Regions from separate parts of the Homo sapiens genome. Here region 2 is linked to region 1. A link is an interaction called in ENCODE POLR2A ChIA-PET data of the cell type or tissue named here. Cell type or tissue: OCI-LY7. All regions are shown on one strand.

What was found. Peaks named below come from ENCODE experiments on the same cell type or tissue, not always from the same donor. Only the 100,000 strongest peaks of a DNase experiment are listed, where the experiment ranks them.
Region 2: POLR2A ChIA-PET joins it to region 1 with 31 read pairs; 2 of 35 experiments call an interaction of 5 or more read pairs at or near these places.

Annotation. Positions count from the first base shown.
Region 1 is chr11:33,473,893-33,481,892 of GRCh38, forward strand. All of the region lies in intron 1 of KIAA1549L (KIAA1549 like), which reads left to right. Among named protein-coding and RNA genes, the nearest start is that of KIAA1549L, 100 kb to the left of the region's middle. RefSeq lists an enhancer at 4,254-4,543. In OCI-LY7, no CTCF peak of the experiment used is centred here; DNase peaks (open chromatin) are centred at 849, 2,259, 3,839, 4,299 and 1 weaker place; H3K4me3 peaks cover 4,749 bases; H3K27ac peaks cover 5,734 bases.
Region 2 is chr11:33,384,218-33,392,217 of GRCh38, forward strand. All of the region lies in intron 1 of KIAA1549L (KIAA1549 like), which reads left to right. Among named protein-coding and RNA genes, the nearest start is that of KIAA1549L, 12 kb to the left of the region's middle. In OCI-LY7, a CTCF peak has its summit at 1,183; DNase peaks (open chromatin) are centred at 3,594, 3,954, 4,774, 5,594 and 2 weaker places; H3K4me3 peaks cover 6,126 bases; H3K27ac peaks cover 7,751 bases.

The DNA.
Region 1 (8,000 bases):
ATTTATAAGGAAAAGAGGTTTGATTGGCTCTTGGTTCTGCGGGCTGTACAAGCATGGCTCCAGCATCTGCTTCTGGTGAGGGCCTCAAGAAGCCTTCTATCATGGAGGAAGGGAAAGTGCACCAGCATCTCACATGGAAAGAGTAGGAGCAAGAGAGAGAGGGAGAAGGTGGCAGGCTCTTTAAACAACCAGCTGTCTCCTGCACTCAGAGCTAGAATTCACTCATTACCATATGGAGGGCACCAAGCCATTCATGAGTGATCCTCTGCCATGACCAAAACACCTCCCACCAGGCCCCACCTCCAACATCGAAAATTACATTTCAACATGAGATTTACAGGGGACAAACACCCAAACTATATCAGATGTCATCTGGCTTGTGAAGCCTTAAATTTGCCCTGAATTGGACTTACTTTGCCCCACCTCCGTGATTCCAGAGCTCATATCTTTCATTATGCAGCATTGATCACATTCAGTCGTACACTTTAGTTATATAACCTTTCCCTTGCTCGTTGCTCTTCTGTGAGCAACTTGAGGGCAGGGATGCAAGGCCAATTCATCTTTAAGTTCCACAGAGCTCTTTCTCTCGCTGTCTTAGAATCACATGTGTGACAATGCCTGACAATATGCGATTCTAAGAGACTGAGAGAAAGAGCACCCACTTTAGACTCAAGCCTGGGTTCAACTCTCTATCCTGGCACTAATGCTATGCCTTGGGGAAGCCCTTTAACTGCCCCTTGGGCTCCTAACTTCCTCATTTGTAAAAGAGAGATAATGATAATAGCCACTTTGGGAAGTGGGTTGGAGGATTAAATGAAATGGCATCAGCAAAGAGTACTGCATAGAAACTGGCACCCAGTAGGTACCCAATAAACACCTGCCAAACGAAATGGCTGCAGCCTAATTGCTGCTCAGTTTATTTTGGTTCTGCTTTTTCCAGGCGAGGGCCTGTCATCTTCATAAACACTCCAGCGTGAGGAATGGTGGAGGAATTCTAATTATTTGGTGTTATAGACTTTTTTTGTTAATTAAGGAGGGCTGCAATATTTTAAACTCACACGGGAATATCCAAGGGAATTGAAAGCCTTGCAGAATATGTATCTTCAGGGAATATGGTGTTGAGAACTCTGGGTGTGTGGGTTTGCTGGTTGCTGCTGCGGAGCTGTGAACATTTAAAGCAGCGAGTGTGCAAAAGAGGGAGCTTCTCATTCTCCTGCAATGACTTTCTGAGCAGAGGGGGCCAGAGCTGTATATGCCCCTAACACCCAATTCCTCACCTCGTCTTTTCTTTCTTATGGAGCCCTGATTCATAGAAGCTGGAGGTAGTTTTGCCTCTTCTGGTACTGTGGCTGCTAGTGTATGGATGCATATTTATTCATTTTTTACTTAGCCTTGTTCTAGAAAAGAATTTGCAGTGGTGAGCTTGTAAATATAGCCTGTTTCTTCTCCGTTTAATGGCTCTTAAACAAAAGTGCATATCAGATTTGACTAATGAACTTTTCAAAAAATATGTTTTTGGCCAGGCATAGTGGCTCACGTCTATAATCCCAGGGCTTTGGAAATCTGAGGTGGGAGGATCGTTTGAGCCCAGGAGTTCGAGGTTATAGTAAGCTATAATCATGCCAGTGTACTCCAGTCAGGTGACAGAGTGAGATCCTGTCTCTTTAAAAAAAAAAAAGGCCAGGTGCAGCGGCTCATGCCTGTAATCCCAGCACCTTAGGAGGCAGAGGCAGGAGGATCACTTGAGCCCAGGAGTTTGACACCATTCTGGGCAATATAGCAAGACCCTCATCTCGCTCTCTCAAAAAAAAAAAAAAATTAGCTAGACGTGGTGCACATCTATGGTCCCAGCTGCTCAGAAGGCTGAGGCAGGAGGATCACTTGAGCTCAGGAGATCAAGGCTGCAGTGAACTGTGATTGTGCCACTGTACTTCAGCCTGGGTGACAGAGTGAGACTGAGACTCCATCTCAAAAATTAAAACAAACAAAAATATAGTCTCTCTCCCGCCTGCCCCCCACCCAACTCCCCCCAGGTTGGGATTCATTAAATCTGGGGTGGGCCTGGTCACATTAGTATCCTTCAGTAAACCCTCACATGTGCCCATCCCTGCTTGAGAAGCTTGGCTGTAGATCACACACATGATCTTTTAAAACCTGGAAACTCCACACAACTGGTCTGGGCAATAGCCCGTGGGAGAGACGGCAAGTTTGAATGCTTCTCAGGAAATCTATTACTGTGCTGAAATTGGCAAACTGCCAAGGCAGCTTTGAAGGGAACAAGAATCTGCAGTTTTGTTGAAAGACAAGTTTACTCTGTAATCAGGGACTTGGCTAATGAGTGCATAGGCCATGCTGATTAGGGAATAAGACATCGAGATGAATGAATGGGGGTGTGTGCTCATTGGCGAAGCTCACCTCCATCTCTCTCTGTGGTCAGCCCAGAGGCTGGTGCCAGATGTTGAACTAGAGAAGCCTCAAGCTTATAAGCCACGGGTCAAATTCAAAGAGGTTATCCAAGAAGAGGAGGAACTAGTAGATGCTAGACGCCCAGAATCCAGAGCAGTTTTGATACAGCAGTCTTTAAACAACAAAGGTCAGATAGTGTCACCATTTTGCTTAAAACTCTTCAAAGGATTCCCATTGTACTTAAAGTCTGAACTCCATACAGTAGCCTACTGGCACCTACCTGTCCTGGCCTCTCTCACCTCTCTTCGTAGCTCCTACACTTCAGCTGCTATCCCTGGAATTCTCAAGCTCACCATTCTTTCAGAACCTTGCAGTTCCTTCTTCCAAGCGCATTGCCCCCAACCTCCCAGCTCCTGCTCATCATTCAGGTCTCAGCTCAGTTGTCCCCTTAGAGGGGCACAAAAATGTGCACCCTATTACAAATAAACTCTCCTAACGTCACACTGAAACACGTTACCCTGTCTTATCTTTGCTTTTTCACAAAACCTATTCCTACTTGAACATCTCTCGTTTATTTACTAATGTCTATTGTATGTCTCTTTCATTAGAATGTAGGCTTTGTGCGTTTTGTTTGGTTCTGTATCTCTGGCACCTGTAAGAGTATTAGGCACAGTTGGGAGTTCAACAAATAAGTGATTGAGTGAATGAATGAATCAAGCCAGTAAACTGGAGCCTAGAGGGCTGACCCCCAGACTGAAGTTCTGGCAACTCATGGTCAGTGCTTGATCAGGCCAAAGGCAGTAACACTTCAGTATCTATGCAAGAAGGTTGTTATTCAGTAGTAGCAGAGCTGTGTCAGTTAAGAATAGAGCTAAGTCAGCCTGCTTCTCCAGAGGAGTCTCCCTGGAGCCTTCTTGGTGTGGCCTGAGCCCGAGGAGGAGGAGGTGTTTCTACCTGGGTAGAATGCCCCCCACCACTTTTGGAACACTGGGTGGGGAGCTGAGAAGTCTGTCTCTGATACTTCAGAAAAAGTGAACGCTTAACAAGATGTAGAAATCCAGTGAGGTATGACTCACAGAAATGTTCTCTCTGACCTTCTGCCCAATGGGATGGAACACAATAAATTTCAAGATGTAAGATATTTAATGTAGGGTTTTTAGAAAGGCACTGTGATGAATAATCTGTGGTGGAGTGCCACGCAGGTGCACGCACACACACACAAACACACACACACACACACACACGACACTACCCCCCTTTGCATGTGGTTCTCTTCGGTTAACTCTTGCTCACTTTTCCAGCCTTGTTAAGGTGCCATTTGCTTTGGGAATCACTGGGTGCTGGTCAAAGTGCTCATATTGGGTGATCTCTTTAGATGGCTTTGTCTGAGCACATCCTCCCCTCTTGGGATTGTCAGTTACTTGCTCCCACCCTCACTTCCTAGAACTGTGAGCTCCTCGAAGGACTGTATAATTTGTCTTTATGTTTCTGTCACCCAGCACAGTGTCTGATCTACCATGGTGCTTAATAAATGTCTGCTGAATGCACAGATGCATACACACACACACACACACACCACTGTGGGAAACCACTTACGTTTTGTCCAAGTTCATAGACCCAAGGAACAGCCCCAGAGGCACAGAGCACCTGCTGTACTAAAATAGGTGGAGACCTGTGAACTACAGGTAAGACAAGAGGTCCAGCTACATTTAGACAGAAGGCTTATGGTCCAGCCAGAGGGGGTGTTGGCTTGTCACATAAAAGGGAAAGGCTTGAGTGTTTCTCTGATATTTACTTCCCCTACAGTAAAAGGGCAGGACAGGGGAACCAACCTAGCGACATTAAAATCATTGTCTTCTGTGGTATGCAGATTCACCTGACCTTGAACTCACTGATGACATGGTATCGATTGCACCACCACCTGCAGTCCTGCAGCAGCAGCTGCCAGCAGAAGCCATGCTAACAGAACTCACAGAGGCAAGTTTTGTTCTAGCCTGACAAGCATGCCTGGCTTTGCAAGCCCCCCAGACGGGCAAAGGTTTCTGCAAAGCTATGTCTTGCAGGGATTGCAGTTTTGTCTTGGGGAAAACACAGATTGGCCTGAACCCGTTGGGGGAGGAACAGAGCGAAAGAGGTTTTTTCAAGCTCTGCAGAGCTGTTATAACCACATGGAGCGGATTTCAGAGCTGATGGGCTCCGCCTGCAGAAGGCTGCATAGCAACAAGGGAGGAGTTCTCCATTTCTGTCCTTTTAAAGAGCTGGTCACAGATAGGAATAGCATTTTTTTCCATCTGATTTTTATGTTGTCCTTCATGTAAACAGTAAGCCATGATTTTGCTTTATATGGACAGATAGAGTGGTCACAGTTCAAGCCCTTCACTTGAACTATCTCATTTAATCCTCAAAATATTTCTGAGGAGGTGCTATTATTTTTTTAAATTATTATTATTATGATTTTAGACGGAGTCTTGCTCTGTGGCCAGGCTGGAGCGCAGTGGCACGATCTCGGCTCACTGCAACCTCTGCCTTTCACCATGTTGGCCAGGATGGTCTCGATCTCTTGACCTCGTGATCCACCTGCCTTGGCCTCCCAAAGTGCTGGGATTACAGGTGTCAGCCACCATGCCCAGCCACAGGTGCTATTATTATCCTCATTTTCACAAATGAGGAAGCTCAGACTTGGGCATGTTGCCCCTAAGGTTACTCAGTTAGTAAATGGTAGAGCCAGAATTTGAATCCAAAGGAGATGAAGACATATATGGGATATATACAGATCTGCATATCTTCAGATATTTTTTCACCAGTGCTCATTATGTTTTTATCCTCTTTGCCTTTGTTAGGGTAGACAAGAGGTAAAGCTGAGATCATGGAAGTGGAAGCTTTCTATGGATTTGCTGGACTGAGCTGGGGGTTCCTGGGCTAGGTGCCTTCAGCTGCACTTGTAGCAACAAGGAGAGGCTGAGGCAAGGCCAGAGGGCATTCAAGTGACACTCATGCCACCTGGGAGCTGCCACCTGGCCTTCCTTCATCTGTGATTGGCCAGCGTTAGGAAGAAAAGCCAGAATGTGAAATTTACAAATGGTTTGTCGAGGGAGGGAACTGGGGGACATCCAAGTTAGAAGAGGTTGGCAAAGGGTAAAATGAATAGCCAACCAAAATATAAGGCAACAGTGGGCAGGAGGTCTGGGCTGCACAGATGACAAGCTGGCCCTTGAAGTGGCTGTGCCAAAGAGAAAGGGGAAGAAGTGCCAAGAATGGAAAATCAGTGGGAAATTTAAAAGTTGAATTAGAAAATCTGAAATGAAAGTGGCATCGGAGAATAAGAGAAGGCTTTCTGTTATATTGGAATTAAAGAGACAGAGCTTGTGATTCTCAAACCTTTTCTGTTGTTAAGAGCGTCACCCTAGGTCTGGAAATTGAATTGAGGGGTGCGTTTTTAGCAGAATTGTTGGGAGGGAAAACAGGAGCCAATGCCGGGCACATTTTTGATTGAGAAACAGATTTTAAAAGGGAAGAAAAGAAAGAAGAAAAGGCAGGACTCTCAGGACCAAGCAAGGTAGCAGAAGAGAGGCTCAGAGCTTTCCTTAGGGTCTCCATTTAAAAACTGTGGTATGTTTAACACGCAGAAACTTGTTTTGAAAGACTGAGCTGTAAGAGACAGCCTATTAGCTTGTTTTCCTAAATCAAGTTAAATTTGGCTTCAAGCCTCCATGTATCAGAGTTGGAGGGAGGTTCATATTAATGATTGTGTGTGTGTGTGTGTGTGCACGCGTGCTTAAAATAGCTTTGTTGAGATATAACCCAAATACAATACAGCTCACCCGTTTAAAGTGTGTAATTCAGTGACTTAGTATATTCAAATTACAAGTTCATTTCCACAATCAATTTTAGAACATTTTCCTCTTCCCCAAAAGAAACCCTGTACTCTCCTTTTTCCTCCAACTCTCTCAGCCCCAGGCAACCGCCAATCTCCTTTCTATCTCTGTGGATTTGCCTATTTGATTGGCTTCTTTCACTTAGTATAAGGTTTGCAGGGCTCAGCCGTGCTGTAGCATGTATCAGAACTTCATTCCTTTTTATGGCTGGATAATACTCAATTGTATAGATGGGCTTTACTTTATTTGCTCGTTCATGAGTGAATGGATTCTTTTGGCTGCTAGGAATAATGCCGCTGTGAACACTCGTGTACAAGTTTTTGTGTGGATGGATGTTTTCATTTCTCTTTGGTGTATACTTTTAGAAGTGTAATTCATGGGTTATATGGTAACTGTGTGTTTGGGATGGTGATTTGTATCCCTAAGGTTGTAACAAAGCTACAAGGGGTTACCAGAAATTTTGGGGAAGGATCTCTGGTCTTCAGTCCACATAGACACTGCAAGAAGCTCATCACCCAAGTCCTGGTGGGCCATTTGAAAGTTAGTGGTTTTCCTATTCTCCGTTTGTGCCAGACTCTTTGCAGTCTTTGTGCCAAACTCTGCAGTGAGACTGCCACTGTTTGCCAAGGCTGGGGGCCTTATGGCTTAGTTTCCTAGCAGCCATGTGTCACCCCCATCAGAAGCCCAGCTCCCTCCTAGGACATCACGTGGATGTAGGAGTCAGATTTAGCTGCTGCTTAAGGGACATGATGCCATCTCCACCCTCCGCTAAATCTACCATTAGCAACTCACATTTTTTTCCCATAGAACTGTGTCAACATTGAATTTTACTATTTGTACTTATTTTAGTTTAATGTGTTCAGTGGTAGTTTAAAGTTGCTTTGGCTTGTTTTTCTTTAATGGCTAGGAATAGTGCATTTCTGTATTTTTTTCTCGTTTAGACTTCCTTTGGGCTAAGTGGACCATTCTTCTGTGGCCCACTTAATGAATAGCATCTGGGCTTTTTGTATATATTTATATCAGTTCTTTACATGTGCTACTTTGAGTAGTAAAACTTTCATCAATTATGTTTGTCGTATTTTGATATTACTATTTATTTATTTCTCAAGGCATTGCTCTTTTTTATCTCTTCAGTAGTAAGAATGCTATCTCATTTTCACTTTTGTTAAACTTTTATTTTAGGCTAGTGGTACATGTAGAAGTTTGTTCTATAGGTAAACTGGAAATTTTTCACTTTTAATACAAATTAGATAGTTTTAATGCATAAATTGTTGCCTGGTTTAAAAGTTATTTTGTGTCACCAGGACCTAAAGTGCAATAAATCATTTTTTATTTAAGTTGGCATTTAACAGTAGTTCTCTTTTCCACTTTTGTGTTACTCCTGATATGTCATTTATTACGTTCCTTTAATAGCTTGAATTTTGTTTCTGGAATATATACCAGCCCAGGGATGCTTGCTTTTAATACAGCTCCACGTACGTTCAATAACTGCAGCTTTATAATTTGCAGTCCAGTAGGACAGACCCACCCTCACTTTTTAAAAAAGAAGTCTCTGTTATTCCTTATTCCTCTGAGTAAATTTCACTGTGTGCTTGTCTCACTCTAGAAAGTGTTCCAATAGACCTTAATGATATTGGATTAATTTATAAGTCTACATTGGACATGTTTGCATCTCTACCACCTGAACGAGGATTATGCTCTTAACTGCACCTTTTAAGC
Region 2 (8,000 bases), 90 kb before region 1:
GGAATTGTACTGTATATAACATTTTGCATTTGGCTTCTTTCACTTAGCATAATGCTCTTGAAAATCATCTGTGTCATTGCATCGATCACTAATTCTGTTCTTTTTATTGCAGAATAGTATTCCATTGCACCACAGTTTGCTTATGCATTCAGCAGTTGATGGACATGTGGGTTGTTTCCAGTTTATGACATGGAAGTCTTTCTGTGGGCAGTTTTCATTCCTTTTGGGTAAATGCCTAGGGGTGGGATTGCTTGGTCATGTGTTAGGGACGTATTTCATCTTATAAGAAACTGCCAAACTGTTTTTCAAAGTAGCTGTACAGTTTTGCATTCTCATTAGCAATGTATGAGAGTTCTAGTTGTTCCTCTGTATCCTCACTGGCATTTGGTATTGTCAGCTTTGTTTTTCCTTTTAATTTAGATGTCAGCCATTCTAATAGCTGTTTAGTGGTATCTCATTCATTTTAGTTTACATTTCTCTAATCACTAATAATTTTATTGTTGCATATCTTTTCATGTTCTTACTTGCCATCTATATCTCTACTTTGAAGTCTGTTAAGTTATTTTGCCCATTTAAAAATTGGATTGTTTTCTTTTTACTGAGTTTTGAGCTTTTCTTTATATAGTCTGGATACAAGTCTTTTTATCAGATAGGTGTTTTGCAACTGTGTTCTCCCGGTCTGTGGCTTGTCTTTTCATTTTATTAACAGCGTTTTTTTTGTTTTTTGTTTTTTTTTTTTAAAAGGAGAGAAGTTTTAAATTTAGATTAACTCTATCAACTTTTCAATTTAAGATTTGTGCTTTTTGTGTCCTAGCATAGAAATTGCCTAATGTGTGCCAAGGTCACAAATATCTATGATTTCTTCTAGAAGTTTTGTATTTTTATTTTTACTTTTAGGTCTGTGATCCATTTCATGTTTGTGTATGGTGCAAAGTAAGAATCAAGGTTAATTTTTTTATATGGATATTTAATTGTTCTAGCACCACTTATTGAAAAGACTATCCTTGGTCCATTGACTTATCTTGGCACCATATATGTCTGGGTTTATTTCTAGTCTGTTCTATTGTACTTCTCTCCATATGCCAGTACAACACTGTCTTGATTTCTCTAGTTCAGGGTTTCTTAACGTCAGCACTATTAACATTTTGGGTTCAACGGTTCTTTGTTGTGGTTGCCTGTCCTGTGCATTAGAAGTTTAGCAATATTTCTGACTGCCTGGTAGATGTCAGTAACTCCCCTCACTCTTAGTTGTGACAACCAAAAATGTTTCCAGACATTGCTAAATGTCCCCCTAGGGAGTAAAATTGACCGTGATTGAGTTTCACTGCTTTAGTTCTGTAGTAAGTCTTGAAGTCAGATAGTGTGAGTATTCTTTATTCTTTTAAAAAATCTTTTTGGCTATTCTAGGTCTTATGCTTTCTATACAGATTTTAGTATCTTCTTGTTAATTTCTATTTAAAAAGCCTGCTGGATTTTTGGTTGGAATTTCTTTGAATCTAGACCATTTAGAGATCTCTATCTTAACAGTGTTTTTTTTTTTAATCCGTGAACATATCTCTCTCCATTTACTTAGGTATTCTTTCTTTTCTCTCATCAATGTTTTATAGTTTTCCACATACAAATTTGTACATACATTTTTCATGTTTTTCAGTGCTTTGGCATATAGTAATAGAAAAATTTCTTTGTTAGTGTATGGAAATATAATTTTAAAAACCTTATATCATATGACCCTCCTAAACTCATTTTAGTTCTAGTAGCTTTTTATAGAATCTTTGAGATTTTTCTAAATAGGAAATAATGTTATCTGTGAATAAAGACACTTTTCATTCTTTCAAATCTGTAAGGCTTTTATTTATTTTTCTTGCCTTATTGCACTGGCTAGAACTTCTAGTACTTTGCTGAATAGAAATAGGGAGAGTGGACATCCTTGCCTTGATCCTGGCATTGGAGGGAAATATCAGTCTTTCTCTAGAGTATGATGTTGGCTATAGTTTTGATTTTGTTTCACAGAGGCCCTTTATCAGGCTGAGGAAATTCCCTTCTCTAGCAAATTTGCTGTGAATTTTTATCATGACTGGTTATCAGATTTTGGCAAATGCTTTCTCTTTGTCTATTGAGATGATCACAGGGTTTATCTTTAGTTTGTAAAAAGACAACTTTTTACAAACTAAAGAAATTCCTGGCCAGATGTGGTGGCTCATGCCTGTAATCCCAGCACTTTGGGAGGCCAAGGCAGGAGGATCACCTAATGTCAGAAGTTCGAAACCAGCCTGGCCAACATGGTGAAACCCTGTCTCTACTAAAAACACAAAAAAATTAGCTGGGTATGGTGGTGGGTGCCTGTAATCCCAGCCACTCAGGAGGCTGAGGCAGGAGAATCGCTTGCACCTGGGAGGCAGAGGTTGCAGTGAGCTGAGATCATGCCACTGCACTCCAGCCTGGGTGACAAGAGCAAGACTCCATCTCAAAAGAAATTTCTAACAACGGCCAGGCCATTGTTAGGAATTTTTAGTTTCATGTTCATGAGGGGTATTGGTCTGTAGTTTTGTTTTGCTAAAAGGTGTCTGGTTTTGTTAGAAGGGTAGTGCTGGTCTATAAAATAATAGGGGCCAGATGCGGTGGCTCAATCCTGTAATCCCAACACTTTGGGAGCCCAAGGAGGGTGGATCACTTGAGGTCAGGAGTTCGAGACCATCCTGGTTAATGTGATGAAACCCCGTCTCTACTAAAAATACAAAAATTAGCCAGGTATGGTGGTGCACACCTATAGTCCCAGCTACTTGGGAGGCTGAAGCATGAGAATTGTTGGAACCCAGGAGGTGGAGGTTGCAGTGAGTCGGGATTGTGCCACTGCACTCCAGCCTGGGTGACATAGCAAGACTCTGTCTCAAAAATAAAAGATAAATAAAATAAAATAAAATGAGAGAGAAGTATTCCCACTTCTGCTTTATGGACGTGTTTGTGCAGAACAATTTCTCTTTTAAGGCCCGTGAGCTTACAGATGATATTGAAGATCCCTCAAGGATTTCTTTAGTAAAATAAAAAGTATCAGGTACCTCTAGTTCATTTTCTCATTCTCTCTCTCTTTATTTTATTTTATTTTTTTGAGATGGAGTCTGATTCTGTTGTCCAGGCTGGAGTGCAGTGGCACAGTCTCGGCTCACTGCAATCTCCACGTCCCAGGTTCAAGCAATTCTCCTGCCTCAGCCTCCCAAGTAGCTGGGACTACAGGCACGCACCACTGCACCTGGCTAATTTTTGTATTTTTAGTAGAGATGGGGTTTCACCATGTTGGCCAGTCTGGTCTCGAACTCCTAACCTCAAGTAATCTGCCAGTCTCGGCCTCCCAAAGTGCTGGGATTATAGGCATGAACTATCATTCCTGGCCCATTTTCTCATTCTGAAAGCTACCAGCAGACACTACTTTGGTTTAAGGTCTAGGGAAAACAGCCTGGGTGAGGGAAAATTGCATTGGTTGCATTCAGGAGACTGAGGTCACCCCTGGCTGTTACCAAATCATTTCACTTTTCAGGGCTTTCGTTTTCTCATCTGTGGATAACAGCCTCAAGATCTTCCCTTCTTCCCCCATCCCCCGTCTGTGTCTTTACAAGCCATAAGCAGATGTTTTGGTGGAGTTCTACCATCTGCATTTCCTGCTTCTTCCTACATTAGCAGCCAAGCCCAGCCAACGATTTTCATTCTGAAAAGGGAAGAGTTTTCCCACAGTTTGCTGTCATAGTTCCAGTGTGAGGCCCAGATAAATATAGGCCTATCTTCAATCTTCATTGGATTTTAAAAAATTATGAAAGTAATATATATTTTATTAAATTCAAGCAATACTCAGGTAGATGCAGTAAAATGCAAAAGGCCCTCTTTGCCTTGTGTATTAGTCCACTCTCACGCTACTATAAAGAACTGCCCGAGACTGAGTAATTTAGAAAGGGAAGAAGTTTAGTTGACTCACAGTTCCGCATGGCTGGGGAGGCCTCAGGAAAGTTACAATCATGGCAGAAGGGGAAACAAACACATTCTTCTTCATATGATGGCAGGAAAGAGAAGTGCCGAGTGAAGTGGGGAGAATAAAACCATCAGATCTTGTGAGAACTCACTATCAGAAGAATAGCGTAGGGGTAACTGCCCCCATGATTCAGTTACCTCCTACTGAGTCCCTTCCACAATGCATGGGGATTATGGGAACTACAATTCAAGGTGTGATTTGGGTGGAGACACAGCCAAACCATATCACCTTGCTATTCTCTAGAGTCATGCTGTCAGTCAAGTGTGATGGATCCTTCCAGACCTCTTCATACAAATATTTATATCCATAGACGTAGCCTCAACTTAATTTTTTTTTAAGATATAAAAGGTATAATATTCAGCAACTTGCTTTTCCCGTTAACACTATATCATGACCCTCTTTCCATGCTAACTAAATTGTGTCATGAGAGAACTTGAACTTCTGTTAGAAACAGGGAAAGACCTTTTATTATAAAAGAGAATAAATAGCTTTAACAACACAGGTCAGATTCAAACCTAGAGTTAAAATATCTCCTTAGACGGTTCTGCCCATTTTCCTTTACTCCCTGGCTTCCTTCTCTAGACGATACTTCTGCAGACATTTAAGAAAAATCATGGGCCCTTTTAAACACCACATAGAATGGGGATAAATTCATGTTATAACCAATCCTAGATATAAATAAGGCCAAGTAGCTTCCTCAACATAGGCCAAGGTCGCTGCTGCACCTGCCTCCTGTTCACTCAGACGTGGCTTTGCCCAAGTGTCCTAACCACAAGAGGTGAATTCGATTTAGATTGAGATTTATATATGTTAAATCTATTCTTAGCTAGAAATAAAATCTCCTGACGTCAGACACACAAAATGGTTTTGGTATTTATGCAGTTCAAGTAAATGGGGAAGCCTAGAATACTTCTAACTTCAGTCTTTCCACATGAAATATGGAATGAAGTATCTAGAATGAAACTGGGACTCCCAGACCTGTCTGCCTACCTCTGTCCCTAGTAATGAATGCCGTTCCCCTGTCACTTGCCTTTTTATTTACCAGGTGTCAACAGCAAACCCAAGAAGGCTGAAGAAAAATGGGAAGTGTGAGAAGAAAATGTGTTGAAATTGACAGTGTGGCTTATAAGTTCTTGTTGAAAAGGGATGAATAAAAATATCTCTAGATTTGTATCCTTCATTGTCCGTTAAGAAGTCTTTGTTTTGAAAAGAATGGGAGGATCAGTCTTTGGAGCATTATTTTGAACATAATTAAGCTGGGTGAAAGTGTATTAAAAAATCAGCATCCTAGAACTGTCTTTGGCAGTTTCCTGTTATTATCTTATTAATACTGGAGATGAACGTATGAATCAAGCTGGTGAACCCTACGGAAACTGAACCTTTTTTTCCAGTTGGATGGGGAATATTTCTCTAGTCTCTAGTCCAGCAATAAACACATTTTAAACAAGTGTTTTCCATTCTTGTGACCAATGTAATATCTTTTCTTTTCCCTGCAGAGACAACAGTCTCCAGAGTTTGGTACAACAGTTCACGGTTGTCGAAGCTTTCAGTTTCTTTTCCTATTTGAATCTCACACTACTCTAAGAGAGGGTTGAGAAAGTGATTTGCTAAAGGTCACACATTGGTCCAGGGATTTGCACATTATTCTGTGATTCAGGGGACAGATCACCTAGCTACACAACTAAAACTAGCTCCAGTATGGGGCCTCAGGCCATGGGGGAATCCCAGGTGACATATTCGTAATAGGAATGAAATATAACCAGGCCACGTGGATGCTATAATTAATTGATAGAAATAACAGCTAATACTTTTGAGCATTTACTGTTTGTATCAGTTCATTTGATTCTCATACCAACCCTATGAAGTAGGTTCTGCAATTATCCCCATGTTTCAGAAGAGAGAACTGAGGCACAGAATAACTTAACAGTAACTGGTTCAGTGTCTCCCAGTTAACTGGCAGAGTAGAGATTGGAACCCAGGCAGTTCGATTCCAGAGCCCACACTCTGCTTCATGATATTGCCCTCCAGGATATTAAGAGGCTAAGGTTACTGGCTGTGCATCTCCTGGGCCCAGTGCCTCTTCTTCCTATGGCCCAGTTCATCCTTCTGCCTCTTTCTGGAGACTGGCTTTTTCTGCTTCCCCATAGCTTCTTGGTTCCCCTGACAATAAACCTTGCACGGGGCTTTTCACTTGCTGTGGTGCTCACTGCAGCCAGAGTGGGCAAGCCTCTTTAGTTTAAACGCCCACCATCAAGACTCTGCCCCAGTTCCACATTCCCATGAGGGAGAATCAAGCTGCTGCAATCTGGCCAATGGAATTAGGGAAACTACCTCTCATCCATTCAGCAGAGGCCAGAGGAGAAGGGGCACATGGTATAAAAATGCCTTCTTAGCCTGATCCCCCTTTCACCATGGCCTTGGTAGAGGTCAGTTTTAAATGTCAGTTTGGAGGGCAAACTTCTGAACATTTGTCTCCTCCTTCGTAGCAGTAAAAGACAACTTCACATGTTGGTAAGCTTGTTCTATGGAAGATAACAATGACAGGTGGCCTGCTTGATAGTGTTGGCCAATTTTCCTTGTATAAATACTCCCACCATGGCTGATTTCAAGCTACTAACATGATAATGGAGTTGGGAAGTGATGCCTCAACTGGCTCAGCTCTGATGTGACCTGGCCCTGGCACACCAATGCTCCTATCCATATATGGGCTAGAGGAAGGGAAGCTTCCACAGTAGGTGCACGATGTCTCCAAGGACTTTGAAACCTAGGCTTCACAGGCCAGTCAACTAGTTGCATTTGTAATTATGTAAAAGGGAATAAGATTTCAAGGTAGAGAGGATGGGAGTCAGATTTGCTGCGTGGTCTAAAACAGCTTCAAATACTGTGTATAGTCCCAATGGTACAACCTAGTAGGCACTCAGCGATGCTTTATAAAAAATTGCAATTTCCTTTGATTATGGTGTCTCACTTGTGACATATAATTAACCCTTTCACTGAATTTAAGACGTCAGACCTAATTTTCTTGAATGAGCATTGGTTTGGTTTTCTGGCACGGAAAGGTGAAATTTTTCTTTGCTTCCAGATGTCAGCAGCTCCTCCTCCTTTGCTGTCATCATGTCATCATGTTTCAAACCTAGGGATGCGGAGTCCACGTGGTACCCTAGTAGATGTCTTTTAGTTGGATACACATTATTAGTCTCAATTGGAGGCTTTTATTTATGATCATAAGGCCATCTCTCAGTTCATGTAATTATGCTAAAAGCCAAGACAGTCATGTGACTGCCACTTCCGACGGCGTGTCTGGTGCTTTAACAGATCTCAAGGCCTGTCTGATTGGCTCTTTTCATTTGCACATCTGAGAAGGAGACTGGGAGTCTTGGCTTCAGTGTGCTGCTTAAGATGCTGCCGACATTCCCCATCTTTCCTCCTGATGTGATGATGTTGCTAACCTTGGCCAGCTCTCACAACGGGTCGTGTTGGTCACTGGGAGATGCAGGGAGGAAGTGTCAACAGTGTGGATCTCTCACCCTCCTTAGACATGGAACTCCCAGTGTCCTACTGATGGAAGGTCAGTGTCTTTACCTATAAAAATAGCACAATTAATTTATTCTTTTAATTTCCCATGGGGCATAGCAAGAGAAAAATTTTTACAAGATTCTTCTTTCACATTTTATTGAAGATTTGTCCTAGTTTGTGAATATGTAGACTTCTGAATAAGAAGACTAACATTTATGAGACAGCTATTATTGTGTTAGTCACTGGATCAAGGGTTTAATCTTATTGAGTCCCCATGACGATGACACTGTCAGATAGTTCTTGCCCATTTTGCTTGGAGGAAGTTGAGATTGAGAGAACATGTAAAAACCAACTGGCCTAAGGGCACATTGCTTGTAAGTAGTGGAGCTGGGATTTGAAACTAGATCTGATTACAATGTAAATATATTATCAGTTATACAGTGCAGTCCTTCCCTGCCCACCCAAC